Regions from separate parts of the Homo sapiens genome. Here regions 1 and 2 are each linked to region 3. A link is a loop called in an ENCODE intact Hi-C map of the cell type or tissue named here. Cell type or tissue: Calu3. All regions are shown on one strand. Links, peaks and the distances in the headings refer to the core of each region. The heading gives the core; the rest is flanking DNA. Region 1 has its middle 120 kb from the start of MACIR. Region 2 has its middle 98 kb from the start of NIHCOLE. Region 3 has its middle 27 kb from the start of MACIR.

Region 1 (10,320 bases), core at 1,056-9,055, 140 kb after region 3:
GCTCCTCACTCTGCTATGCCAGAAGTCTATGTCCTCTACAATAGATTTTAATCAATGCCAGTTGTTGTCTAAATGATGCCTAAAATTAATTGTGCACTTTGGACACCATGGGATCTGACTGCACACATCTAGAACATTACCTCTAGTCCCAGATCCAGATGCTTGGTCTCATGCCACATGTGACATGACCTGACAGTTCTGACCTCCCAAAAAGTTACATATTGCTATGAATGTCTTCCCATGTCATGAGCCCTTGGCAGGAACTGTGGTTTTAATTTTAATTACTGCCTGTAGGGATGATGCCAGTAGGGAAGAGAGAGGGATAAGAGTAGACTGCCTTTTACAGTTTTGTCCAACATCAACTCAGTCCTTGTCACTTGAAGTCAGCATGGATGCTACTTCTCAAATGTGTGTTGACTTCTTTTTACAGAATATGCATGTTTCTTTATTCTTGTTTTTCAGTAGTTGTGCAGAATTTTCTGTTCTTTGATAATTTTTTTAAACATCTATTATTCAAGGACACCAGCCTAGGATCACAACTCCCCTGAAAGGATAAATATTTGCTTCAAAGCCTGGGTGTTCTCAAGTGCAGTACAGGTGCAGCCTGTAGGTCATGGATATCTCAGAGGTACAGCCCTCAGAATGCCTGGGGCATGCCTTAACTGAATGGCCATTTGCTCATGCAGTTGGGAACAGGGACTATTTATTTATTCAGCCAACATAAATGGAATAACCACAGACTCTCAGATACTCTGATAGAACTGAGGACATTGGGGAAACATTCACAGTCTCTTCAGAGAGTTTATAGTCTAAGGGGAAGCAGAAAAGTAAGCAGCAGTTTTAATGTCATGTGACACTGTGACAGAAGGGGAGAAAGCACAGGCTGCCTGCCTCAGATACCACCCCCTCATGCTGGTATCCAGAAAGCAATGCCGAGATTTCATAGTAGGGAATGGGAAGGGTGGCAATGTGTATCCCTGTTTTGTTTTTTTATTTTTATTTTTTTATTTTTTTGTCGTCTTGAAAGCTGAGAAGTGAGAAGAGAGCTGAAAATGTATAAGAGTGTGCCCAGGCAACTGTTTTCTCTTTGCTTTTCTAATAAAAGCAGAAAAGGAAAGGTTTTATCATCAGCAGTGGAAAGCAGAGGTGCTGGCAGTGTGACAGTGGCTGTGACTTAGGAAGGGAGAGTCTCCAATCCAGGAAGACCTTCTCCTCAGCAATGTCCAGTTCAGGAATTGACAGCATTGGCACAGGCTCCTCTTGGCAGGATGGGGGTTAATTGTGGACCATGTCAGTTTTGCTGCTTGAAAATTTTGAGTGACAATACCTCTCAGGTGTGAAGAGAGGATGAGTCTTTCTCTTGGAAGGACTAAAAGGAGCCTGGATGTTATCTTACTGGAAAGAAGGAAACAGTGCATACCTTTGGGAATGGATCTACAATTTACTGTTTACCCCATCAAGCATGATATTACATTGAATCTGAGTAGCTGCAATGCTGAGCTGGTGTGCAGGAGGCCAACTCTGCAGGTTTACTTAGAAAGTGGGCAGAAATGACAGTAATCATAAAACAGATAACAGGCAAGCCCTCAGAAGTGGGCAGAGGCAGGAAAAATGAGCAATGGACATAGCGTGGCAGAGCCACCCAAGGCCAGAGAAGCAAGCTGGTTCCAGAGCATAGCCAGATATGGGTTGGTCTGGGCATTCAGAAAGTGTTTTCAGGAAGCACACTTAGGCAATTGGGGAGGCAATGGGCAGAGGGTGGGGGATGGATGGAACTTCCGAGCTTTTTCTCTTCTAGCTTCCATCTGCTTTAGGGGGACATTCCAAGGTTAGGTCTGGCACATTTTGCAATACTACATGGTGAATTCATTACAGTGGGTTAAAGGTTGATTGTGCACTATGCACAAATGGAGATGCTGGGGTTTCCAGACTGGATGGTCAACTATCTGAGGGCGCAGAAACAGGCCCTCATCATTATTTACCTTGCTTTTGAAATATACTTCTGTTTTCCCTCCCTTTAGTCTGGGTCCCATGAGCCCGCTCTCCCACACTGTTGCCAGAGTGGAAATTGATTGTCTCTCTCTTGCTCAGAGCTTTCAATCGCCCTCCCGTGTTTGCAGAATAACGCTCCTTAGCAGAGGTCATAGAGCCTTCCTTGACCTGGCCTCTGCCTGGCTCCCTGCTGTCTGGTTGCCATTACTGTGATGCACACACATTTTATGTTCCAGCACTAGCAAGCCACGCACACACATAGCATTTTACTTCATGATTTTACCTTTGCTTATATTTTTCCTTTTGCTTGAAATGCTCTTCCATTTATCACCCCCTTTTCTTTCCCAGGCATCACTTCCTTGAAGTATTTTTACCCATTTCATTCTGTCTCTCAAGACCCTGTACTCATCTCTAATCGTGCACTCACCATATTGTGTTATATGCATACTTCTCTCCCTTCCTTACTTACCTGTGAGTTCCTCCAGGCTATGTTTTATTTATATTTGTATCAGGCAGAGCTAGGTATAATGCCTGGGACATAGCTGGTACTCTAAAATATTTGGTTGTATAAATGAATGAAATGATATATATATATATATATATATACACGTGTGTGTGTGTATATATATATATACACATGCGTATATACGTGTATATATATATATATTTTTTTTTTGAGATGAAGTTTCACTCTTGTTGCCCAGGCTGAAATGCAGTGGCACAATCTTGGCTCACTGTAACCTCCACCTCCCAGGTTCAAGCGATTCTCCTGCCTCAGCCTCCTTAGTAGCTGGGATTACAGGTGCCCGCCACCACACCTGGGTAATTTTTGTATTTTTTTTTAGTAGAGATGGGGTTTCACCATGTTGGCCGGGCTGGTCTTGAACTCCTGACTTCAGATGATCCACCTGCCTTGGCCTCCCAAAGTGCTGGGATTACAGGCGTGAGCCACCGCGCTTGGCCCATGAAATGATCTTTAATTGTCTCCTAAGTGACTAATACTAGATAGCATCTGTTTGGTTTCCTACTAGAGTCTGGAAGCAATAGGTGCCTTCATTTAACCATTGGACCTAGAAAGGTAGCAACCCATAGCCTGCCAGGCTGAATGCACCTGAAAGCCTCAAGAAATCTTGTCACTGTGCATTCTATTATGTGACTACAACTTGAGCCGAATAGGGATAAATGAATCCTGGCTAGCACTGAGCATCGTGCCAGGAACAGAACAGTGGGGCCATTGCAGTCAGTAGAATGAAAGGTTACCATGGCGTTGTCAGGGAGTTTTCTTGAACTATGGCTGGACCATATTTCTCTTTCCACCTCAGCCACTGCTTCATGCTACTGAATGGAGAAGCCTTTGGCTTTCTGTACCCATGGAGGAATGCAGCATGCCTCTTATCTCCTAAACCTGTCCCTGCAGAAAGCTGCCTGCCCTTGGAGTTTCTCAGTAGAACAGTAAATGTGATCTCAGTCTCTCCCAGCGGCTCAGTAAATATCACGTGATACAGAGTGCCTCAGCCAGGTGACACAATGAGAGCTGAAAACACCTCGGGTCGTCTGTACTGTTGCATTCCTTATGCACAGCACATCCTAGTTGTCCCACTTAGAGCATCTCTCATTGTGATTTCCTTTTCTTTCTCTAAACGTAAGCTAGGTTGACCTCACTTAGTGGAAAGTCAAAGGTGTCAAGTGAATAATAAACTCTTTTCCTGTTCAGGTACAGTGTGGGCTGTTAGGTTTTCCACCCAAAGGGAGGATGGGGGCTGAGTAGGGCTGCAACAGAGGAGAGAGAATGCAGTGCACCTCGAAGATGTGAGTGACATGCTGCTTAGATGGAAAGTACACCATTTCCTTTCCTGTTCAGAGTGAGATATTTTTTACCTTCATACAAATGAGGTTGTTGAAAACCATGATATTTTAAAATACCCACATAAACAAAACCTTTGTTTTGAATGTAAACCTATGGAAATGAATACTCACAATCTGCAGTAAAAAGGACCATCTCTTGATCTTGGATGTTTCCTAGCAAAGCACATTCAGGGTGTCGTTGCTGGCAATGGAAAGCCCAGAGTGCCAGCAGCCTCCACACTGTGATTTAGGGAAGGGAGTGACTGAGATTATTTTAGTCAGAGGAACTGGTTCTCTGCTTAGCCTCGATATTTCATAAAAAGCTCATTGCAGCAAAATTTTCATTTGGCAGCATCTGCGGTGCTATCATCTTGATATCTTCACATTAAGTAACAATGGCACTTCAAGGTCAAATGAAAGTCAAATTGGCACGATAAATATTCATTGTCAGCCTCTGTTAATCCTATGTATTTTCTGTAAAGATACAGGCAAAGCATGTAATCAGTAGTGTTTGTAGGAAAATAAAAAGTTATAGAAATCCTGGGGTCATAGAGCAAATAAAACAGTTCAAATGTTAAGATATATATGGTATAGTGAGAAAATCAGTAGAATGAATACTGCACTCAATTCTGACATTGTCAGTTTCTGACAAATCATTTAAATGATATACCTCAATTTTCCCAACTGTAAAATTAGAATGAATTACATAATTATCTTTTATTCTTATTCCTATTCTAAGTGATAGCTTTTCTAGATGCAATTAGAAAGAACTTTCAAAGTGTTGCAAAACACTGAAACATATTAGGAAAAAAAAAATAATGTGTGTTTTTTTTTTCTTCTGAGCACTTAAATAATAGAATAGGTATCAGTTTCTTAAACAAATGGAATGAAAATCACAAATAGACTTTTAAGGTTAGGAAAGAAGCCTGCAATGTGAAGGGACTAGATTAAAAGAAAATTGACCTGTTTACATTTCTACTGTAGAGTATTGGATGCTGTAGCAATAATGGACCTTTATTGGAATTATTTTAGAGGTTATGAGATTACATAATGGCCTGTGTCACCTAGCGGCCAGAGGCTGGGATGTCAAGTGTGTGTACCTTTATCAATAGCCAAGCTTAAAATGACTGAGAAACAGCTACTTCTGAGAAGACTTGGAAAGTAAGGTATTCTATTTGAGGATAATGTAAGCATTTGTTTCTGGAATTCTGCCCAGTAACCCAGAGCACACAAAAAGGTCTTAGAGTAATTTGATCAGTGTTTCTGTAAAAGAACACCAAAGCCACAGATTCTGTTACTGGCAAGACAGAAAATGCATTATAAGGGAAGACAACATGTTTCATAGGATGATGGCTTGGCCTGGAGAGGGCTTGGGAGAGTTAACTGACAGCAGTTAGGAACAACGATTAATGCTAACCTGAACTTCTGGGACCCCTGCCTGAACATGCTTGTCAGGGTGTGTTGGTGTTTGCAACATTGCCTTTTGTTTTGTCTCTGGAGCCTGATGCAGTTTTGCTTGCAGTCCTTGTTACTGTCTATTGGCCCTGTTTTGAGCACTAACATGAGAAGATGAAAAGAAATCCCCAGAAACACCCTTTTTCTCACCTGGTCATCTTAGTATCCACAATTGCATTCCTAGAGGAATATTCATCTTCCTGGCATTATTGTTTTGATGTATTCACAGAAGTCTGTGGCCGTAATCCTTCCGTAAGCTGATCTGTTATTTAGCTCCTTGGATGAAATATTGGTAATCATTGTAAAAATGATGAGCCTATGTTGATATGTACATGGACCTTTCCCTGTTTGACTGGGGGATGGGGGGTAATGTGAGGGCTGGGGAGATTAAAAACAGATTCTAGATCCCTCCAGTGAGCTCCTTGGTTAAATATTTTGTTTACATTGGTTATATTGAGCAACTTTAGTAGAGGATATTGTTGAAGAGGTGGAGAGCAGTTTTCTGATTGGCGAGACCTGTAGTCATTAGGCTGCATTTATCAGTAGGCTTGCCTTGCAGTTCAAGGTTCATTGAGATAGATAGACTAGCAGCTTCTCAATGCTGGTTTCTCAGGCTACACTGGGTTGCTCAGGTTGAGTGGGCAATGAGGAACTTGGGGAGGTAGTAGAAGACAACCACTTGACTTCAGGACTAAACCTTTTTCTTTGGCTGCCTTTGTTGCTGTTGAAAAGTTGGGGTTATTTTGTAGTTCATGGGTTGGCAAACTATGACTTGAGCAAAAAAATCTGTCTTGCTGCTTGTTTCTGTAAATAAAGTTTTATCAGAACACAAACATGGTTATTTGTCTGCATATTGTCTGTGGATTCTTCTGCATGAAAACAGCAGAGTTGAATAGCTGCAAAAGCGAACCCTAAGACCTGCAAAACATAAAATATTTACTATTTGGTCCTGTATGGGAAAAAGTTTCCTGATCCCTGCTGTAGTTCATTGTAGGTAATCTGTTGCTAAGATCTTCTCTTGGTCTTTGGTGTTCTTTAATGTTGCTCAAATAAATTTAGATGTGAATTTCTTTTTATTTTTCCTGCTTGAGATTTGTTGTTCTTTCATCAATTATTAGCCATAAACTCTGAATATTGTCTCTCCCCATATCTTCTCTGCTCTTGAAACTCTGGTTGAATTTCTTAGAATCTCTCATTCTAGTCTCCATTTTTCTTAACTCTATTTTTCGTCACATAGGATCTCTGTGCTGCATCCTGGGTATTTCTACAGATCTGTTTTCTGATTCAATTTCCTTACTTATTATCAGTTAAGATTTTCTATTTCTTCGTGATTCAATCTTGGTAGATGTGTAAGTTTCTAGGGCTTTATTCATTTCTTCTAGGTTATCCAATTTGTGTACAATTGTTCATAGTAGTCTGTTTAGACTCTGTGTATTTCTGTGGTATCAGTTGGCTTTTTTATTTCTGATTTTATTTGGGTCTTCCCTCTTTTTTTTCTTAGTGTAACTAAAGGTTTGTCAATTTTGTTTTCCAAAAACCAATGTTTAGTGTTGTTGGTCTTTTCTGTGGCTTTTCTAGTCTCAATTTCATTTATTTCATCTCTTATCTTTGTCATTTTCTTCCTTTTTTTTTTTTTTTTTTTTTTTTTTGACAGTCTTGCTCTGTTGCCCAGGCTGGAGTGCAGTGGCGTGATCTTGTCTCACTTGCTGCAACCTCTGCCTCCCAGGTTCAAGCAATTCTCCTGCCTCAGCCTTCCGAGTAGCTGGGACTACAGGCGCCTGCCACCACACCCGGCTAATTTTTATATTTTTAGTAGAGATGGGGTTTCACTGTGTTAACCAGGATGGTCTCAATCTCCTGACCTCGTGATCTGCCTGCCTAGGCCTCCCAAAGTGCTGGGATTACAAGCGTAAGCCACCATGCCCGGCTATTTCCTTCCTTTTTTCCAGATCTAGAAGTCCTATTTAGCTTTTTTTCAAATCTGCCTAGTCATCTTATTTGTATTTTCATATCTCCTCTTTTGCTTCTTTAAACATATCAAGGATATTTACTTTAAATTCTATGCAATTAATTCTAGTATATGAAGCTATTGTAGGTTTGATTCTGCTGTTTTATCCTCATTGAATTACAAGGTACTGGTGTACTTGTGAGCTTTGTATTGTTTCTAGTGGTGAACTCAGGTTCCTTGGGTATTTTCTGTGGAAATTCTTTGAGTATTTTTATGTGGTGTTCAGGGTACATAGTGTACCATACAGCTAGAGAGTTGTTCTAAATCATGTTTGCCATACCATCTATACCCAGAGATCCTTCAATGTTAGAGGTTATTGAAAATTTGCCTGGACTATTAATAAAACTAATGCTTTGATGTTAAATTGTCTGTAACTTTCTGGAATCTCTTCTTACTTTTTATTTCTTGCTTATTGAAGGAAGAAAAGTGAATCTTACAGTCTCCCTGGGATCCACAGAGACATGATGAAAGCCAAGAATCATTTCATATCTAGAAATCTTATTTGGTTGTTTTCTAAATATAACTTATCACAATTGTCCTACTTCCAACATTCCTCAAAATTGGATGTAAAATCTGCATCACCTTATCCCTTCAAGCTATTCTAGATGATTATTCTTGCCCCTTCATGCAAATTCCTCTTGTCTTGAGGCAGATGACATTGGTATACCTTCTCTGTTACCTTGTCCCTGAAATCTACCCTTGGAATAATCATTCCCATTCAGTCTCTAAAGGCTCTGGGTCTGCCATGGTCTTTTGTTCTACTTTTAGTTCTGACCTCATCTTGGGTGACTTCAAAATCTCAGATTTCTGGCTTTTTCATCTTCAAAATAACCTTGTCAACCATTGTATAGTTCCATAGACACAAAAAACTTCTCCATCTTGAAAATCAAAAAACTAGATTTTCTTCCTTTTGACCACAACTTCCTGTCCATTTAGGTTACTTACTAAGCTGTTGCTGATATACCAATCCTTTGACCTCACTGAAACCTCCATTCTCTTTACCCTCTATTTTCAATGTTTCAAACATTTCTCATACTTTTATTCTCTTCTTATCCTTCTCATGTTTTATAATTCAAGACTTCAAACACTGCTGTACTAATACCCTAAGCTGACTTGCCACATCCTCTTTCTACTATTCTAACTTGGCAAAACCTCAGTCCTCGATGAAACAAAATGCCTATTTTTTTCTACTTCCATATCTGTGCTGATGAGAGAGTTCCTGAAGAAATATCATGATTTCCACTTTGCTAATGGTCGACTAGATTATTTGGACGCATTCCTCCTGCTGAAAATGACAAGAAATGCTGAATATAATATAAAAATGTCTCTTTTAAAACATTGAGGAATTAAAAATACATTAAGGAATTACCAAACCAAAATTTAGGGAAAAATAACTCAAAAAAGAATCTGAGCACTGAAGCCATGTGCTCCAGAGGTATTTTATAACATGGTAAAAATTACACTTTGGTTTTGGTAGCCTCATTGGGTAAGGGATCATAATTTAAGGTCCAGAGCCAACTCAAGTAGAAAAATTTAATAAGAGACTAACCCTGTTCCATACACACACACACACACACACACACACACACACACACACATACACACACATATACATACATATGTGCTTTATATCAATAATGAAGCTAGTCATGGGCTAGTTCTACTTCTAAGGGAGTGCAACTTAATCTATTCTGATTGGTAAAACAATATTCTTGGGAACAGAATTTACAAAATGCTTAGAAATAGTTGCATTAATTATTCCACATCATAAGCCCATCAAGTGGGTTATTAACTCAACTCCCTTGCTTCATCCCTTTGTCATACTTACCTGGTAAAACCCCACTTAAGTTCAACCCAACTCCTTGCCTACTACTATGCACAGGTTGAATGTGGTTTGAGAAGCACACATACCCAGGCTGACTGGCCACACTTCCCATCACTGCCAAGAGACCTTTACGCAATTCTTAAATATATATATATATGTATATATGATACTTTAAGTTCTGGGATACATGTGCAGAACATGCAGGTTTGTTACATAGGTATACATGTGCCATGGTGGTTTGCTGTACCCATCAACTCGTCATCTATATTGGGTATTTCTCCTAATGCTCTCCTTCTCCCTGCCCCCCAACCCCTGACAGGCCTCAGTGTGTGATGTTCCCCTCCCTGTATCCATGTGTTCTCATTATTCAACTCCCACTTATGAGTGACAACGTGCAGTGTTTGGTTTTCTGTTCCTGTGTTAGTTTGCTGAGAATGATGGTTTCCAGCTTCATCCATGTCCCTGCAAAGGACATGAACTCATTATTTTTTATGGCTGCATAGTATTCCATGGTGTATATGTGCCACATTTTCTTTATCCAGTCTATTATTGACGGACATTTGGGTTGGTTCCAAGCTTTGCTATTGTAAGTAGTCCTGCAGTAAACATACTTGTGCATATGTCTTTATAGTAGAATGATTTATAATCCTTTGGGTATATAGCCAGTAATAAGATTGCAGAGTCAAAGGTGTTTCTGGTTCTAGATCCTTGAGGAATAGCCACACTGTCTTCCATAATGGTTGATCTAATTTACATTCCCACTAACAGTGTAAAAGTGTTCCTGTTTCTCCACATCCTCTCCAGCATCTGTTTTTTCCTGACTTTTTAGTGATCACCATTCTAACTGGCATGAGTTCATAGCTCATTGTGGTTTTGATTCGCATTTCTCTAATGATCAGTGATGATGAGCTTTTTTTCATGTTTGCTGGCCACATAAATGTCTTCTTTTGGGAAGTGTCTATTCATTTCCTTCACCTGCTTTTTGATGGGGTTGGTTTTATTTTTTCCTTGTAAATTTGTTTAACTTCCTTGTAGATTCTGGATATTAGCCCTTTGTCAGATGGACAGATTGCAAAAATTTCCTCCCATTCTGTAGGTTGCCTGTTCACTCTGATGATAGTGTCTTTTGCTGTGCAGAAGTTTTTTTACTTTAATTAGATCCCATTTTCAATTTTGGCTTTTGTTGCAATTGCTT
Region 2 (10,320 bases), core at 1,093-9,092, 950 kb after region 3:
TTTATAATGCTCTCACTATAGATAATTAGTTTGGGCCTCATAAGAAGTCTGTTGATAGTTGTCAGGTTGTCTCTATTTCTTATTACTAAGAAGCTGAGGCTTTTGAATACTAAATGTCTTCCCTAAGGTTACTAGTAAGTTGTGAAAATAAGTATCAAATATAAGTCTTCCCAATTCTGGTTCAATACTCTTTCCTTTATATTATCCTGCAACCTGAATAGACTCTTAAATTAGATTGTCTGTAAGTGTCTAAAGCCAGACACATTTGTTAACCTTTATATTTTTTAAGGCTATACTCATGTGCAACTGACTGTAAAAGGTCACTCTATTATATTCAATTTTTTGTGGCTTCCAACATTTATTCCTTATGTTAAATGACAATATGCTTTATAAAATAAAGACATGCTATCAAAATCAGGCTCTAATGAGATAAGTTGAAAGTCAATTATGAGACTTTTGGTTTAAAATAGACTAGCACTTAAATGAAACTCTCATTATTCGCTAATAGAAATGTGAATACTCAGGAAAAAAAGATAAATATTCACAGCAGCAAAAGAAACAAAGTATGAGAGAAAAGCAATTGTCAGAATCTTGGAGAAAATGTAATTTCAGATTCTTTGGTTTGATAAAAACAATTAGTATCAGAGGATCTGCTACCACAGTTTATGTAGGAAGCCAAAAAAATATGTTGTTTCAGCGCTAATAATGAAATCTTGGTCATCTACAAAATTTATAGCTAGAGTATTCATATTAACATTATAAAAGCTAGATTTCAGAGTATAAATTCATATTAGTGATAATAAAGAACATTTCATAATGACAAAGGAGTCAATTCACCAAGAAGACATACCAATTCTAAATGTATATTCACATAGCAACAGAACTTTGAAATACATAAGGAAAACTCTGATAAAACTGGAAGGAAACATGGGAAAACTAAAATGAGGAATTGGCCAACATTATCTGCCCACTAAATCAAATTAATTTTAATAGAAAACTCCAGCCAAAAACAATCAAACATATATTTTTTCAAAATGCACACAAAACATTAATCTATATATATATTATATTTAGGGCCACTAAACAAACTCAATAAAATTAAAATAATAAAACATCATTCAAACTATTTTTTACAGATTGTAACAGAATTGAACTAGAAGTCAATAACAAAAAGATATCAGGAAAATTCCTAATTATTGGAAAATTAAACAACTTAATTGTAAATACTTAATAGTTCAATTTAGAAGTCTCAAAAAAGTTTTTATAATATTTTGAATTGCATTTTAAAAGAAGAAATTATTTCAAAATTTGTGGGAAGCTGCTCAAGCTGCTGAGATTAAAATTTACAGCATTAAATGATCACATAAGAAGAGGAGAAAGTTCTCAAATCAGTAATATAAACCTCTACCTCAAAAAACTAGAAAAAGAAGAGCGAATAAAAACTAAAGCCAGAAGAAAAATAAAAATAATAAAGATAATAGCAGATATTGATGAAATTAGATACACCAAAGCAATGAAAAAAACCAATGACATGAAATACTGCTTCTTCAAACAGATCAAGAAAAGTGATAAAAATTTGTTAGATTGATCAGGAAAAAGACAGAAGGCACATTTATAAATATCAGAATGAAAAGGAGATTATCACTACTAAATCCCACAGATGTAAAAATAACAATACAGCAATACCATAATAAACCCTAGGCTCACAATTTTGAAAAGTTAGATAATATTGATTAATTCTTTGAAAGACAGAAGCTAACAAAACACTCAAGGAAAAGCAGGCCATCTCATTACACTTAATTATATACAATATATAAAATTTATGGTTAAAATCATCCAAGGGAGAAAACTACAGACCAAAATTATTTCACTGCCCTATTCTGCCAAACAATAAAGAAACAATACCAATTCTATACCTCTCTTTCAAAAAAGGGAGGAAAGAATACTTCACAATTTATTGTATGAAGACAGCCTTAGTCTATACTGAAAGCAATATATAAATAAATAAACACAAAAAACCTATATATCACTATCTCTCATGAACATAGTTGCAAAAATCTTTGATGAAATATTTTCAAACTATATCCTACAATGTATAAAATACAGAAATACATTATGGTCAATTTATATTTTTCCTAGGGATGCAAGGTTGGTTCAGCATTTGAAAATCAATAATTTGTTGGATCAGTAGACTAAAGAAGAATAAATAATTATAAAGTTAGATGTATGAACTAGTATTAGATAAAATTTAATGTTTTCATGATAAAAATCTCAGCAACTCAAGAAAAATGTGAAGGAAACTTTCTTAACTTCATAAAATGTATCTAAAACAAATTCACAGTTAACCTTATACTTAATTGTAAAAGACTGAATACTCTCACTGAGATAGGAAACAAAGCAAGCATTTCCTCTTACATAATTTCACCCTGTTGGAAGATTTGCCTTGTGTAATAAGGCAATAAAAATGAATAATAAATAGATTAGAAAGAAAGGAATAATACTGCATCTCTTAGATTTCAAAAATCTAATGGGGGACACTTCTAGAATTAACAAGTGAGTCGGGATGAGACAGAGGATTCAAACTAAATACAGCAAAACTGTTGTTTCTATATATTAGCAAATAACAATTGGAATACAACATGAAGACCAATACCACTTACACAAGTATAAAAAAGTGAATATTAGGTATAAATATAGTAGAATGTATTTTTAATATCAGTATGCTGAAAACTATAGAACACTGATAATAGAAATAGATAAATTATACTCATTGATTGGAAGACTCAATATTTTTAATAGGTTAATTTTCCCCAAATTGATATAGATTCACTGAAATCTCATTAACGTCCCAGTTGGATTTTTGTTTTTTTAATAAGTGATCACAACCACAAATTTTTGAAAACATCTTTTTATACAGATGTTCATTATGTTATATATTTATGTAATGCATATTTTGTGTTTTGTTTATTTATTTAGATGGAGTCTCACTCTTGTCGCCCAGGCTGGAGTGCAGTGGTGCAGTCTCAGCTCAGTTATTTTAAGTCATTGAACATATTTATAATAGATAGGTCCTTGACTATCAATTCTATTAACTGGGTATATGAGGAGTTTGTTTCTTAGGAATATTTATTTTATTTATAGTGGATCATATTTACTTCCTTTTTCTCATGTCTGTTAATATTTTGTCATACCCTTACCATTGTGAATGATACATTGTCTAAATTTTGAATTCTATCATCTTGCCCTGAAATGTGGATTTTGTTCTACCAGGCTAAACTACTGATTGATAACTTTGAAGTTGTAATTCTTGATCTACACTTTGTTAGGGCAGATCTATGGAAAGCCTGAGATGTTGACCAAAACCCTCTCATCTGGAAGTGTTTAAACTGCAAACTCCCTCTTTCTGAGGTGGACGGTATCTTAAATCTTTGCTTACTACTTTGAGCTTTTAACTTGCTGTTTTCTGGTGTCTGTTCTCCCTCCATGTATAATTTAACTGTCTGTAAAGAGGTTAAGCGGCTATTTATGTGGAGATTTTAGGATTCTATTCACTATAATCCCTCTCTTTTGGAAGTCCTATTGGATTCTCTGACAACTCAAGCCTATAAGATTATGGCTTTCAGCTCTTCTGCTCAATTTCTATTTGTTTGACATCATTTTTGTATTATGGAATATCTTCTGAGGAAAAGCCATGTTTAATATAGATTTACGGGTTAGTATGCTAGATGTTTAGGGTTAGTATGCTACATTCTAGTTTCAGTTATGCACTTATAATTTTAAATTTCGTTTTTATTTTTTGAAATATAGTTTTGAGATATTCATATACTATAAAATTTATACATGTAAAGTATACAATTTACTGGAGTTTTAATAGTATATCTCAACGTTGCATAAACACTACCACAATCTAATTTCAGAACACTTTCTTCACTCCATATGGCTCAATGTGTTTCCATACTTATGACCCTGGCGACCACTAATCCACTTTCCACCTCTATGAATTTGCCTACTTGGCATATAAATGAAAGTATACAATAGTGATATAGGAGTTAAGAAGGAATCACTTAAGCAGATAATAAGGGTATGAGAGTCCTTGGTAAGGCTTTTCTTTTTAATGAAAAGCAGCCACAAATTATTTTCTAACAAAGAGCAGACAGTAAAGACAAGCTGCAAACAGACAAGAAAGCTGGGAGTTTGCACAGGTGAATGCCAGCAGGAACTAGGGGATACACATGTTCAAGATGGTGGCTCCATCTTTCCTTCTCTGCCAGCCACGTGTACAATAAAGATCAGACAAGATGGTACTGGCCAAGGGGAGAATTTATTTTTATATTAAGATTAGGATGGGGCAACCAGCCGTCCCTGAACCCTATGTAAACATCATACCTGATCTAACCAATCTGTGAACGCTGTGTAAATCAGACACTGCCTCCTCAAGCCGGGATATAAAAACTGGTGTGTCCACCGCCAGCTGGTTTTTTCTGCTCGGAAGTCTTCTCTCAATAGAGAGAGCTGTTTTTCTTTCTCTTTCCTTCTGCTCGGAAGTCCCCTCTCAATAGAGAGAGCTGTTTTTCTTTCTCTTTCCTTCTGCCTATTAAACCCCTGCTCCTAAACTTTTAGTATGCGACCATGTCCTAAATTTTCCTGGCTTGAGACGATGAACCCTGGGTATATAACCCAGACAACATAGTTGCTTTATACTGGAGATCTCGTCCAGGATACCAAGGTAAAACATTTATCAAAATGGTGAGTAGAGGAGCAAACTCCAACTCTGTCCTTTCATTTCGGGGCTCTTGCCCTCCATTTTAGAACCAAATCAAATCAATAAAGGGCATCTGTCAGCCAGGTAAAAACACAGTTAATGTGGCTGCTGTTCTTAAAGACCTAGATGTGAAGCTTGCTGAGGAGAACATGGAGAATCCCCTGCAACCACGGGTTGCTGGACATGTTGGCCATGTTTGAACCAGCTTCCTTTCATGGAGGACTTAACTGTTGCATGGGGCTGAAAGAGGTTTCAGTGCAACTAAGGATTCCTGGCTGGGGCTATCCCCTGGTTTTATCCAAAGGCTTCTGGACTGACCCCAACCTCTGACCACCCAATGGGGTGTCGGCTACATAATCTCCAACTTTTCTATTGTAATTTCCTCCTTTCCTCTCCACAACTGCCATATCTCCTATGCTCTCTGCATATGCAATATGTGGGAAGTTTTACAGTTCAGGGAAGTAATCTTATTTGGCAAGATCAAGGAGTATTGTAGTAACTGGGGATATAGCTCAAGGGAAGGCGTCTTTCTGATTTTCTAAAAACAGAGGGTCTCCCTTCTACACCGAGCATACTCTCTGCCCGTGGTCTGGAGAGCACCTGGCATTTCTAGGTCACTCTCTGCCCCTGGTCTGGAGAGCACATGGCATTTCCAGGTCTCTCTCTGCCCTTGGTCTGAAGAACACATGGCATGTCAACGTCACTCTGCCCTTGGTGTGGCGAGCACATAGCATTTCAAGGTCAACAGCACCACCTAGTGGCATCGAGATAATCTCCATGAGGCACACCATTGGTTCGTTACCAAAACACTCTTAGCTTACCAATTCTCTTCCCTTTTTGTGCCTCTCTACTAGAAACCAGCCTTCATGCTCCTGTAAATGGCGAAATTCTGCCTTCAACAACTAGGAGTAACATATTATCCGGAGCTAAATTCTAGTCTCAATACTGTCCCATCAGCAGGAAAATAGCCATTTGGTTCCCACATTCCTTTAAGTCACCTATTCTGCCTCTAATTAGAATGGTATTTAATTAGTAAGGGGATTTTTAAGTTCAGAAGTTAACCAGAACCATTTTCTAAGGTTAAATGCTTTAGCATGGGCTATAACAGTAGGATATGGAGCCCAAATCAACCCACTTCCTCCATTAAGGAGGAAAGTGCAAAAGTTTCCCAAAAGCAACTTTCACATAGTCTCTCGAGAGATCCTTTTTTTTTTTCGGGGAGCTAGGCAGGTCATACAAGTCTAGGAAGTCAAAGGGGAATCACAGGCAGAGAACTACAGCTGCATGGTGGGCGTGACTAATCCCAATCTCTTAGTTCCTCTGGTTCCATGGCTGGGGGTCACACCTGCAACCATGGGTGGCACATTCAACAAGGTGCCAGGACCCAGGAACCACGGAGGGGAAACAGCTGGGGGACACCCACACTGTCTTCCTCCCAACTCTGGGTCATACCAAAAGGAAGAAGGCAAAAGGGATACCTTTTTCTCACTTCTCTTTCTAGATGGGTAACAGGTTATCTTCGGGCTGTACTCCTCTGGAGTGCATTCTGAAGCACTGGGACTCCTTTGACCCTGAGACTTTGAAGAAAACATGGCCCATTTTCTTTTGCATAAGGGCATGGTCTTTTTACCCTCTTGAACCAGCCTGGCTTGTGGAAGGAAGCTTAATTTTAATATTAACTGACAGTTAGATCTTTTCTGCAGATGGGAGGGCAAATGGTCCAAGGTACCTTATGTGCAGGCTTTCTTTTGCTCTGCGTGACAACCCATATCTTTGCAAACATTGCACAATTGACTCAGCCCTTTTACCTATCATGTCAGACGGTCCCAAGGGGAATGATTCCCCAAGACTAGAAAAGCAAATTCTGCAGAAACCATCTGAGGCAGCTATTGAGTGTGCCAGCCCTTCCAGTCTCCCTTATCTGGGGCCACTTCCAACCATGCCACAGATCTTCCACCTCCACCATCTCCAAAGTTTCCCACTTTCACACATTCACTGTTCCCTCTACAGGAAAGGCCCAATGGAGGTGATGCCATTAGGGTTCAAGTTCCCTCCTCATTGCAAGCTCTTAGGCAAGTAAAGGGAGACCTAAGCCAATTTTCTGATGACACTGATAGGTATATAGAAGCCATCCAAAATTTAACTCAGGTATTTGACCTCTCCTGGAGGGATGTTATGCTGCTCCTAAGCCAAACCCTAACCACAGCTGAGAGGCAGGTAGCTCTGTAGGCAGCAGAGAAATTCAGAAATGAGCAATGTGTCTCCCGTAGTAGGTCTAAAAGAAAAGAGAAAATAGGGAAGGTGAAGAAATAATGGAAACTCCATTCCCAAAAGGAAGGAAAGCAGTTCCTCTTGACAACTCTAATTGGGGCCCTAATGATGCTACAGATGAATGGAAAAGGAAACATTTTTTAATGTGCATATTTAAGGTCACACCTGCAACTATGGGCAGCACATTCAACAAGTGCCAGGACCCAGATCTAGTGCCAGAAAAACTTGGACTAAACCTCTTAATTACTCTAAACTGTTCATGATAGATCAAAAGCCAGATGAGAATCCTACAGCCTTCTTGGAAAGACTGAGAGAGGCACTAATAAAGCACAACAATAATCCATAAACTCTTTAGCCTCAGTAGTAATACAGAATAGACAGGCCCTAGATGTCCTTACAGCCAAAGGAGGGGGACCTGGGAGTCTTAAATGAAAAATGCTGCTTCCAGATCAACACCTCTAGTCAAGTAGAAGAAAACCTACAGTTGCTTAAAGATCAAGTTAAAATCAATTACAGATTAAAAGAAAATGCAGGCTCCAGCCCTGGATGGCTACAATCCCTCTTTAATGAATTCTAGTCTTCTTCGTGAAACTGGCTAGTGACATTGTTAACTGGTTAGTGCCCCCTCTTGCTCATATGTTTTATATTAACGTCTGGACCTTGTCTACTCAATACTGTTACTCAAATTGTTTACTCTTGCCTAGAAGCAATCCAATTCCAAATGGTGCTGCAGAGTGAACCACACATGGACACGCCTTTCTTCCGAGGACTCTTAGTTCAACCCCAGGAGGATCCCTACTTTCTGTTCCTCACACTGCTTTTCAGCAGGAAGTAGCCAGAAAGAGTCATTGACCAACACCCCTAACAGCAGTTAGGGTTACCACTCCTGAGTGAGGAAGGACATAGGAGTTAAGAAGAAATCACTTTAGCAGATAGTAAGGGTAGTGTAGTCCTCAGTAAGGCTTTTCTTTTTAATAAAAAGCAGCCACACATAATTTTCCAACAAAGAGCAGCCTGTAAAGTCAAACTTCAGACATAGAAAAGAAAGCTAGGGTCTGGGCCTGGTGGCTCATGCCTGTAATCCCAGCACTTTGGAAGGCCAAGGTGGGTGCAACACCTGAGGTCAGGAGTTCAAGACCAGCCTGGCCGACATAGTGAAACCCCGTCTCTACCAAAAATACAAAAACTAGCTGGGTGTGATGGCAGGTGCCTGTAATCCCAGATACTCGGGAGGCTGAGGCAGGAGAATTGCTTGAACCTGGGAGGCAGAGGTTGCAGTGAGCTGAGATCACGTCATTGCACTCCAGCCTGGGCAAGACAGCGAGATTCCATCTCAAAATAAATAAACAAATAAGTAAATAAACAAATAAATGGAAAGAAAGAAAGCAAGAAAGCTGGGAGCTTGCACTGGTGAATGCTGGCAGGAACTAGAAACTAGACATGTTCAAGATGGCAGCTACATCTTCCCTTAGCCGCCAGCCACTTGTACAGTAAGGATCAGACGAGATGGCACGGGCTGAGGGGAGAATTCATTTGCATGGTAAGGTTAGGGTGGAGCAACGAGTCTTCCCTGCACACTACGCATACACCATACCTGACTGAACCAATCTGTGATCCCTACGTAATTCAGACACTGTCTCTGCAAGCTGGACTGTAAAACCTAGCACATCTGCTGCCAGCCATTTTTTTCCACTCAGGAGTCCCCTCTCTTAATAGTGAGAGCAGCTTTTCTTTCTCTTTTCTTCTGCCTATTAAACCTCCACTCTTAAACTTGTGTGTGTCTATGTCCTAAATTTTCCTGGCATGAGATGATGAACACTGCATATATACCCCAGACAACATAGCCGTTTCAATACCTGTACTTTTGTGTCTGATTTTTTTTTTTTTTTACTTAGTCTAACCATTTCAAGTGTTTATATTGAAACACTTTCAGTAGTTCATTACTATTTGTGACCAAATAATATTACATGTATGGATATACCACATTATTTAATCCATTCATCAGTTGATACACACTGGTATTGTTTCCACTTTTTGGTAATTGGGAATAAGGTTACTATGAAGATTCTTGTACAAATTTTTATGTAGATGTGTATTTTCATTTCTCTTGGGAATATACCTAGGTATATAATTGCTGGGTGAGATAGTAACACTATGTTCAACATTGTAGGAACTGCAAAACCCTTTTCCACAGTGACAGTACCATTTTACATTTTCACCAGCAGTGTATGAGGGTTACAGCCTCTCCACATTATGGCTATATTAGCTCACTAGGGTTGTCATAACAAAGAATCACAAATTGTGTGGCTTAAAAAATTTATTTTCTCACAGTAATGCCCACTAGAAGTCCATGATCAAGATGTTTGCAAGGTTTGTTCCATCCAAGGGCTCTAAGAGAATCTGTTTTATGCCACTCTCATAACTTCTGGTGTTTTTTGTCTTGTAAATAATATCATTTGTATCTCTGTCTTCATCATTACATGGAATTCTTGTTGTGTTCTTGTCTATTTCTGTGTTCAAATTTCCCTTCTTAATAAAGAAAACAGTTATACTGGATTAAGTCCCCCAGTGGTGACCTCATCTTAACTTGACTGCATCTACAAAAACCTGGTTTGCAGATAAGGTCACATTCTGAGGTACTGAGGTTTAGGACTTCAATATATCTTTTTTGGGGAGACAAAATCCAATCTGTAACACTCATCCACATTGTTATTGTCTTTTTGGTAGTAATCATCCTAATGGCTATGAAGTGGTATTTCATTGCGGTTTTCATTTGCATGTTGTTAATGACTAATTATGTTAACCTTCTTTTTATGAGCTACTAGACATTTTATCTTTTTGGAGATATTTATATTCAGATGCTTTTCCCATTTTCAATTTACTTATTTGTTCATTATGCGTGGTAAAAGTTATTTATTTATATATTCTGAATACAGAATATATAAATGTGAGAAGTACACACCCAATTTCTGAGGTTACTATGAAAATATATGATTTGAAAATATCTTCTTTCATTTTGTGTTTTGTTTTTTCTTTCCTGACAATGTCCTTAGAAGCACCAAAACTTAATTTTGATAAAATCTGCCTTATATATTGTTGCTTATGCTATTTGTTTTAGATCTCTAAGAAATCATCCCCTTTTCCAAGTTCATTAGGTTTACCTTTATGTTTTTTTCTAAGTGTTTTATTATTTTAGTACTTCAAGTGTTTGATCCATTTTTAGTTCATTTTTGGATATGATATGAAGCAGGGGTACAACTGCCTTGTTTATGTATAGATATCTTGTT
Region 3 (10,320 bases), core at 1,542-9,541:
AAAAGACACATATCACCATAGTACATGTAATAACACACATAGGCTCAAAGTAAAGGGGTGGCGAAAGATCTGTTATGCAGATGGAAAAAAAGATCAGGGGTCACTATTCTTGTATCAGATAAAACAGACTTTTTAAATCAACAACAGTAGAAAAAGGACTAGGGCATTACATAATGAAGAAGGGTTCAATTCAACAAGATTTATCCTATACACACCCAAGATTGGAGCACTCAGATTTCTAAAACTATTATTTCTAGACCTAGGAAAAGAATTAAACGGCCACATAATAATAGTGGGGGACTTCAACACCTCACTGACAGTGTTAGATAGATCATCAAGGCAGAAAACTAACAAATTCTGAACTTAAATTCAACAGTTGACTAATTGAACCTAATAGACATCTACAGAATACTCCACCCACCAACAACAGAACATACTTTTTTCTCATGTGCACATAGAAAATACTCTAAGATTGACCACATGCTTTGTCACAAAGCAAATCTCAGTAAATTCAAAAAAGATTGAAATCATACCAAGCATTTCAGACTACAGCATAGTAAAAATGAAAATCAACACCAAGAGAAACTCTCAAAACATGGAAACTAAACAACTTGCTCCTGAATGACTTCTGGGTAAATATAAAAATAAGGCATACATAAACACTTTTTGAAACAAATGAAAATAGACATACAACATACCAAAACCTGAGATATAGCAAAAGCAGTGTTAAGAGGAAAGTGTATAGCACTAAAAACCTACATCAAGAAGATAGAAAGATCTCAAATTAACAATCTCACATTGTACTTATAGGAACTGGAAAATCAAGTAGAAACAAATCCCAAAGCCAGTAGAAGAAATAACTAAAATCAGAGCAGAACTAAATGAAATTGAGTCCTTCAAAGAAACATACAAAGGATCAACAAAATGAAAAGTTTGTACTTTGAAAGGATAAATAAGGTTGATAGATTCCTAGCTAGATTAACAAAGAAAAACAGAGAGATCCAAATAAGCACAATAAGGAATAACTAAGGTGATATGACAACTGATCCTACAGAAATACAAAAGATCCTCAGAGACTATTACTGACACATCTATGTGCACAAACTAGAAAATCTAAAGGAAATGGATAAATTCTTAGAAACACATATCCAAGATTGAATCAGGATGAAATCAAAACCCTAGACAGATCAATAACGAGTTCCAAAATCGAATCAGTAATAAAAAATATACCAACCAAAAAGTTCTGGAACCCCAGATGGATTCCTAATCAATTTTTACCATATGTATAAACAAGAGCGAGTACCAATCCTACTAAAACTATTCTGAAAAACTGGGGAGGAGAGATTCCTCTCTGACTCATTCCATGAAACCAGTGTCATCCTGATACCAAAATCTGGCAAAGGACACAATGCAAAACGAAAACTACATACCAATATGTCTCATGAACTTAGATGCAAAAATCCTTAACAAAACATGAGCAAACTGAATCCAGCAGCATATCAAAAAGTTAATTCACCACAATCAAGTAGGCTTTATTTCTGGGATGCAGGGTTGGTCCAATATACACAAATCAATAAGCGTGATTCAACACATAAACAGAATGTTAAAACAAAAACTATATGATCACCCCAATAGATACAGAAAAGCATTCAATAAAATTTAACATCCCTTCATTATGAAAACCCTTAAAATACTAGGCATTGAAGGAACATACCTCAAAATAACAAGAGCCATCTGTGACAAACACACAGCCAACACCATACTGCACAGGCAAAAGCTGGAGGCATCTCCTTGAAGAACTAAAACAACACAAGGATGTTCACTGCCACCACTCCTATTAAACATATTACTGGAAGTCCAAGTCAAAGAAATCAGACAAGAGAAAAAGTCATCCAAATAGGAAAAGAGGAAGTGAAATTATTGATCTTAACTGACAATATGATGCCATACCTAGAAAACCCTAAAGACTCTGCCAAAAGGCCCCTAGACCTGATATACGACTTCAGTAAAGTTTCAGGATACAAAGTCAACATACAAAAATCAGTAGCATTTCTATGCACCAATAACATTCAAGCTGAGAGCCAAATCAAGACCAGAACCTCATTTACAATGGCCACCAAAGAATAAATTCCCAGGATTACATCTAACCAAGGAGGTGAAAGATCTTTACAAGGAGAACTACAAAACACTGCTGAAAGAAATCACAGATGACACAAACAGATGGAAAAACATTCCATGCTATTGGAAGAATCAATATCATTAAAATGTCCATACTGCTCAAAGCAATCTATAGATTCAATACTATTCCTATCAAATTACCAATGTCGTTTTTTGCAGAATTAGAAAAAAAGTGTTCTTAAATTTATATGGAACCAAAAAAGAACCTGAATAGCCAAACCAAACTTAGGCAAAAACAATAAAGCCAGGGGCATCACATTACTCAACTTCAAACTATACTACAAGGCTACATCAACCAAAACAGCATGGTACTGGTACAAAAATAGACACATAGACAAATGGAACAGAATAGAAACTCCAGAAATAAAGCCACACACCTACAACCAATTGACCTTGGACAAACTTGAAAAAAATAAGCAATAAGGGAAGACTCTCTACTGAATAAATATTGCTGGGCTAGCTGGCTAGCCACATGCAGAAGAATGAAACTGGACCCTTACCTTTTACTGTGTGTAAAAACTAACTCACGATGGATTAAAGATTTAAATGTAAGACCTGTTTGTTCTGTTTATATATAAATATATATACTTATATATATTAAAAACTTATATACACACACAAACAGACAACATATGAATTGAGAGAATATTTAAGACTCATTTGCTCTGTTTATATATAAATATAAATGGAATGGGAGAAAAGATTTGCAAATGATGCATCTGACATAGGTCTAATATTTAGAATCTATAAGGAACTTAAATAATCCAGTGAAAAACAAATAAACCCCATTTAAAAAGAAGCAAAGTACATGAACAGACACTTCTCAAAAGAAGACAATTATTAAAAAGTCAAAAAATAACAGATGTTGGCAAGACTGTGGAGAAGAGGGAACACTTATATACTGTTGGTTAGAATGTAAATTAGTTCAGCCCCCAAGGAGAGAAATTTGGAGTTTTCTCACAGAGCGAAAAATAGAACTACCATTAAACCCAGCAACCCCATTAACAGGATTAATACCCAAAGGAAATAAATTGTTCTACAAAAAAACCCACCTGCATTCATATGTTTGTCACAACACTATTCACAATAGCAAAAACATGGAATCACCATGTCGGTGCCCATCAACAGTAGCTTAAAGAAAATGTAGTACATGTACACCATGGAATACTACACAGCCACAAAAAGAATGAAATCATGTTCTTTGCAGCAACACAGACGCAGCTGGAGGCCATTATCCTAAGCAAATTAACAGAAACAGAAAACCAAAACTTGCAGGTTCTCTTAAGTGGGAGCTAAACATCAAGTACGTACAGACCTAAACATGAGAAGAATAGACACTAGCAACTCCAGAAGAGGGGAGGCAGTGAGGTGGGTAAGGGCTGAAAATTTTTCTGTGGGATACTATGTTCACTATCAGGGTGATGGGATCAATAAAATCCTAAACCTCAGCATCATGCTATATACCCTTGTAACAAACCTGTACATGTACCCCAATAATCACAAATAAAAAATTCGAAACAAAGAAAAAATGGAAATTAAACATAAAAAAGTAGATGTTTCCAGCTGGCTCATTATTTTACAACAGTATCACATGTGAATTCTTGCATATTGCTTGTTGAATTAGTGATGATAAATATTAAAAAGTAGGCTTCATTATAGTTGGTGAAATACCTGATTTTTTTTCTGACTTGGATCAGCAGTAAAATACTAAGAAATGAAGAAGAAAATTATGTGAGTAAATAGTATAATAGTTTTCAGTTTCACCTCTGTATTAGTCCATTCTCACACTGCTATGAAGAAATACCCAAGACTAGGTAATTTATAAAGGGAAGAGGTTTAATTGACTCACAGTTCCGCATTGCTGGGGAGGCCTCAGAAAACTTACAATCATGGCAGAAGGTAAAGGAGAAGCAGGCACCTTCTTCACAGGGTGGCAGACTGGAGTGAGTGCACGCAGGGGAAATGCCAGACGCTTATAAATCCATCAGATCTTGTAAGAACTCACTCACTATCACAAGAACAGCATGGGGAAACCACCCCCATGATCCAATTACCTCCACCTGGTCCTGCCCTTGACATGTGGGGATTATGGGGATTACAATTCGAGGTGAGATTTGGGTGGGGACATGGAGCCAAACCATACTACCCTCCTTCCAGCATTAGCTAGATAGCTAATGGACTTGTTTATAACCCCATAAAATCAAATAAGCAGGTTGTAGAAGAGCATCTTAATCTGTTTTGTACCACTATAACACAATAACAGATAGATAATTTATTATGAATAGAAATTTATTATCTCACATTTCTGGAAGTTGGGAAGTTCAGATGTAGGTGTTAGGAGGTTAAGACTTGGTCTTTCTGCTTCCAATATAGTGCATTGAATGTTGTATCCTCCAGAAAGGAGGAACTTCTTTTTTGGCAGAAAAACAAGAGAAAGAGAACCTATTCGAAGAAGCCCTTTTTATAGTGGTATTAATTCATTCATGAGGGTGGAGATCCCATGACCTAAACACTTCCTATTAGGTCTCACCTTCCAACACTATTGCATTGGAAACTAAGTTTTCAACAAATGAGTTTTAGAGGGAACAAAAGCGTTGAAACCATAGCAAAGAGTAAGAAAGCAGAGGTCCTTAGACATTATTGAAATAGAGTGATCTGGTTGATGATAGTCCTTTAGAATAAAATTTCTTATGGGCTGAATTGTGTTCCCCACAGATTCATATGTTGAAGTCCTAACTCCTAGTACCTCAAAATGAGACTGTACTTAGAGACAGGACCTTTAAAGAGATAATTAAAGTAAAACAAGGTCATATGGGTAGACCCTCATCCATATGACTGATGTCCTTATAAGAAGAGATTAGGACACAGACACACAAAAACCAAGGGGTGATGGCTGTATAAGGGTACAGTGGGAAGGTGGCCATCTACAAGGCAGAGAGAAAAGCCTGAGAAGAAACGGAACCTGCTAACATCTTGAAGTTGGACCTCTAGCTTCCAGAACTCTGATAAAATAAATTTCTGTGTTCAAGCGACCCAGTCGGGTATTTTGTTTTGGCAGATCTAGAAAACTAATATAAAAATTCAATATTTCATTCTGTGCTTTTAAAGTTTACTTTCCCTGAATCTGTGTCCAATAAGTAGAGCATTATTAAGAATTAAGAACAAAGGAAAATAACCATGAATAACTTTTCTGTCTATTTGTACTTGATTCATGTTTTAGTCAAATCTCTTGCATACTATTGTTATCTAATAAAAATATATTTGGCTAACTCAGAAGTGGATTCCTGAATCTAAAAATCTTGAATGCTCCTACATTAGAGAAATAGTAGAATATAAGAGTTGAAAGTAACTTTAGGAGCTGGATAGCCTGGAATCATGTTGTGGTTCTGTAAATTAATCCATAAAATGGGCACATAACCTATTTTATAGGGTTGTTATGACGATTAAATGAGTTGATGAATGTAAAGTTTAGAAAATTATGATTATTTCCTTAACAGCCTGTAATATAGTGACAATGAACTTGCAATTCATATATCTAACACCAGATGACAGTGTGGCCACCCAAGGTTAGATAGCTATGTAGTCCAGTAGACGCGCTAGCATGACTGTCTGAAATACAGGACCACCAAATTCCAGAAGATTTCTATGAAAATAAGATGAATTTAAAATCTCTATGCAAATACCAGGTCACATAAATATTCACAAAATAAAAGTTTAAATAAAACATCTGATTTATTACTTACTGTCACCATTAGTTACTTTCTGTCACTATTCAAATCCTGGATCTATAGTTTACTGTCTGAATAATCTTTGAAAAGTTTATCTTTTATAAGCTTAAATTTTCTTATATGTAAAATACTACATGAATTTAACAAAATTTTGTTGAATTCCTTCTATACGTCACATTTGTTCAACGAGCTGGGGAGATAGCATCTTAGAAAAACGACGGAAATCCTTGCCTTTATGAAGCTTATATTCTACTGACTAGAATCTAGTGATTAACCAAAGAACCCCTATCATTTAAAAGCAGAGACAGATTGTGTACCAGGATGTTAAAGTGAAAATCTCTACATCAGTTTTCACTGAATCCCCAAAGGCCCAGAATGAAATGACAGATTCAGAGTACCTCTACATTTTGTAGCAATGTGTTAGATAGACCATTGATGCAGTACTTGCAAAGGGGATGGTCAACAACTGCAAACTTTAGCTCAATACATGCCTCAAGCATATAAAAGAATATGGACAGGTGAATGAATGGATTCTTTTAAAAGACAACTTATTGAGAGAAAGTTGTTGGAGAACTGTGCATAATCACCATAGTGCAGGGTGGGTAATATTTTTTCTCAACTAAATGAGAAAGGGATCCTCAAGAGAGTCACTGGGAGTTGTTGACATGAGACCCCTAGCAATGAAGCACATGAAAACTGTGAGAGGTTATGGCTGCTTAAGGCTGAGGGCACAGGGCCAAGAGAAAAGAGCTGCACTGGAAGTAATGTACACTTGTATGGCTAACCGGCAAAAAAGCACAAGTGTTTCTCACAGACCAGAAATAAACTCCAAGGGTATTAAGAATCCCTATCTGAAAGGACAATGTGATACCCATAAAGGGGATGGGCCATCAGATACATGCACAGGGCATGTGGAAAGAACAGTGGTTTCTGGTTGGGGCGAGGTATTGCCAGCCTCACAGTCCAAGGGCCCCAGCAGCAGTGTCTTTGAGGAGTCAACCAGAGAAACAATAAGCACGGAGAGATCACCCCAGGGTGGTCCCAGAGGATAGATCTGTGCCAGACGAGTAAAACTTTCCTGTTCTTTACTTCTCCTCCCACCCTTACCCCAACTCCAACTCTGAAATAAGACTCATGGAGAGCAAGAGGGAAGAAATCTGCCCGACCAGTCCCAGCTTTTTCACTGCCGACTTTCAGTCCAAAGCAGGCCATGCTGGGGCAGGGAAGGAACGCTCACTCTGAAGTGACTTTGGAACGTTAACTGTTACACTGCACCAAACATTTTCATTACAAAAACAAGAATATTCTTGTACCTAGAGGGGATTAGACAATTTATGTTATTACTGAAGTTATGAAAACTATTATGGGACCTGCCTAAGTTCTCATCCAGAGACAGGAAAATACCTAGCCTTCTCCAAGTAGAGTGAAAATATATTTAACATGAATAAAGTACTTAACATGGTAAATATTTTCTGTTTTCATCATTGTTCTTCTAATCAGCCCTTGTAACTTGCTTGGGTCTGGTCCAGAGACAGGAAAATACTTTGTCTTCTTCAAGTAGAGTGAAAACAGATTTAACATGTATAATGTGCTTAACATGGTATTTTCTGTTTTCATAATTTTCCTTCTAATCAGCCCTTGTAACTTTCTTGGCTCTGAGTCATACAGCCCTCCTACTGAGGACTGAATGAAGGTGTACATGCCAAAATAGTGTACTGGGAAGAGTGGACCAAACAGAACTCACATACTCTTCCATCCACACCTCGGGGCTGGCTCAGCCCTCTAGGGCCCAAAGGGAGGGGAAAATCTCTTTCTTGAATGCCTGATTCAGTTTTTCCTATCCTCAGCACACAGTCCTGTGAGCAGAAAGAACAACAGGTAAGAATATTTGTTTCAATTAAGGAAAAAAGTCAGAGGTGCTTGTTCAGAACAGCTCCTGGTACTAGCAAGCCCTCATTAGGTATTTGTAGAATGAGTACATGCATGATGTTTGTGGCAGCATGAGGGAGATTGGATTACTTCTGGGATTATGGTGGTAAACCAGCTCTGGCCACGAAAGCAAAATGGAGTAATTTGAATCGTGCCTTCAGAAACATTTCTTTTCCACAAGACCATAGGCATAGGGTGTTTTCACTGTAGAATGCCACTCCTTTCAGTAAAGGCGGCATTTTTCAATGTGATGTTCTGCCAATACTTCCAGGTATTAATAGTAATATATAGAAGAAATAAAAGGCTAATTTGACTTTTATTTGGAAAATGCTGTACACTTTGTCCTCCCCACTTGGATATATATATTAGCATATTATGGAGTCTTTGAAATTGCAAAGGTTAATTTTGCTAAACCCAGTGTATTTACTAACTTTATAGGAGGTCAGAATACTTTTTCTTTCAGCATGCTTGTCAATATCCCTCTGACTAGTGTTCTGTTTAGCAAAATTCTGGAAAAGACAGATGAAGGTCTTGTCTCCAGAAAGGCCCTGTGCAATGGAGCAACAGTAAGTAAGTTAGTGTGGAAATTATCACCAGCCACAGTCCTCTGAAGTAGAGAGCAGAGCTGCAAGAGAGCAGCATTCATGAGGAGACGTAACTTCTGAGGAAGTGATGAAGAATCAAGAAAGGACTGAAAATCACTGTACCCAAAAGATGGGAAGGCCAAAAGGGAGTGGGAGCCTAATGGAGAAATGAAGTGTTTCACAATTTTGAGTAAGGCAAGACTCAGAACTATTTCTTGTTACTATAGGGAACAAAAGACTGAAGAAGTGCCTTAGTCTGTAATTTAGTAATAGTGAATTTTATTTATTAAGATTTCTACATCGCTCACTGTGTGGCAGGCACTGTTCAGAGCACATTACAAATATTAATTCATGAAATCCTCAAAATAACCCTATAGGGTAGGTACTATTATTGTCACCCCCATTTCACAGATAAGAGAACTGAGGCATGAATACATTTACTAACTCACAGGCCAGGACGCCAGCCCAGGTCACCTGACTCCAGTGCCCACACTGTATGCTGCCTTTTCAAATCCATCAAGTGGAACACAAGACACTGCTGAGGGTGATCCCATACCATTGAGTAGTGCAAACTTCAACTGCAAATATAAAGAGAAAACTCCCCCTCTTCTGTGTCCTCTGAAATGGGAGACAATTCTTCACCTTAATCAAAAGTGACTGACATTAATGTTTATACCTGTAGCTTCTTGATATAACCTTTTATATACCCAAGATGAAACTAAAATCGATGTGGAGGATAGTGTTCTAGGTAAAACAACTTAAGTGATAAAACATGTTACCTCAGCAATGTTGCCTGAGGGGCAGACTTACATATTTCATGAAAAATGTTAGGCAGAAGGTCTTGATGTCATTTCTTGCACCATTTAATCAGATTTAGCTTCAGAAATAGGAATGGAAAAGGCTATATTTTTCTTTTTAAAAATATAACTCATATTTTGGTATAAAAGTAATTTGTGCACACTACAGATAATTTTCAAAAACATAAAATTATAACTAAGCAAGTAAAAAATATGTAAAATCCCACTAGCCAGAAACAACTACACTGATTATTTCCTTATAGTCCTTTTTTCCATGTTGAATATATGCGTGTGTGTTTAACATAACTGAGGTCATTTTGAATATATTTCACATCTTACACATTTTACTTAATGTTATATTATGAACATTTTCTTAAAATCCCGACGTCTCTAAAAATCTTTGTATAACTATAATGTTTGTTCTAATGTCTGCCATCTTGTTTTAAGTTTTTATTATGTTTCAGTGCCAGTTTTTACTCTTTCAATACAAAGAATAGGCTTCTTTTGCTTTTATCTTCTGCATTGATTTGTATGGTTTTCCGTTCTTGTTTGTACTTACTCTTGAACAAAGAGGTTTCTAATTATGGAAGTCAAGATTGAAACTGACTTTCGACTCAGTCTACCTTAACAGATGAGAATGTTTTTATTTCCTCATACTTGTCCTCCTCCACTCCTTAATCTCTGGTAATATCATTTGGGGTTTAAACTATTATTTAACTATGTATATCTGTATGAAGAATATGTAAACATATATTTTTAAAGATATATTTATTTGTAAGATTATAAAGATATAATGTATCTTTAAAGATAGATATAAAACTTTTATATAAAAAAGTCCTATAAATATATATAAAAATATATATTGAAAAATATAAATATACAATATATATTTATATATTTAAATATCAATATGTATTTTAATATATTTATTTTTCAATAAATTAAAAGAATATATAAATATATGTATAATATATTAAATATATAATATACATTAATATATGTATAATATATTAAATATATAATATACATTAATATATGTTTAATATGTAATACATATTATACATGTTAAATTATATATTTATATTATATATTTTAAAATAAATT

Evidence for each region. Peaks named below come from ENCODE experiments on the same cell type or tissue, not always from the same donor. Only the 100,000 strongest peaks of a DNase experiment are listed, where the experiment ranks them.
Region 1: it touches region 3 in a loop (2.8-fold over the local background); 2 of 110 quality-filtered maps call a loop at or near these places.
Region 2: it touches region 3 in a loop (3-fold over the local background); 4 of 110 quality-filtered maps call a loop at or near these places.

What each region holds. Positions count from the first base shown.
Region 1 is chr5:103,370,556-103,380,875 of GRCh38, forward strand. No RefSeq gene overlaps it. Among named protein-coding and RNA genes, the nearest start is that of MACIR, 120 kb to the left of the region's middle. In Calu3, for the core only: a CTCF peak has its summit at 4,915 (motif pointing left); a DNase peak (open chromatin) is centred at 4,926.
Region 2 is chr5:104,173,779-104,184,098 of GRCh38, forward strand. No RefSeq gene overlaps it. Among named protein-coding and RNA genes, the nearest start is that of NIHCOLE, 98 kb to the left of the region's middle. In Calu3, for the core only: a CTCF peak has its summit at 5,527 (motif pointing left); a DNase peak (open chromatin) is centred at 5,493.
Region 3 is chr5:103,226,874-103,237,193 of GRCh38, forward strand. No RefSeq gene overlaps it. Among named protein-coding and RNA genes, the nearest start is that of MACIR, 27 kb to the right of the region's middle. In Calu3, for the core only: CTCF peaks have their summits at 5,718 and 5,917; a DNase peak (open chromatin) is centred at 5,748.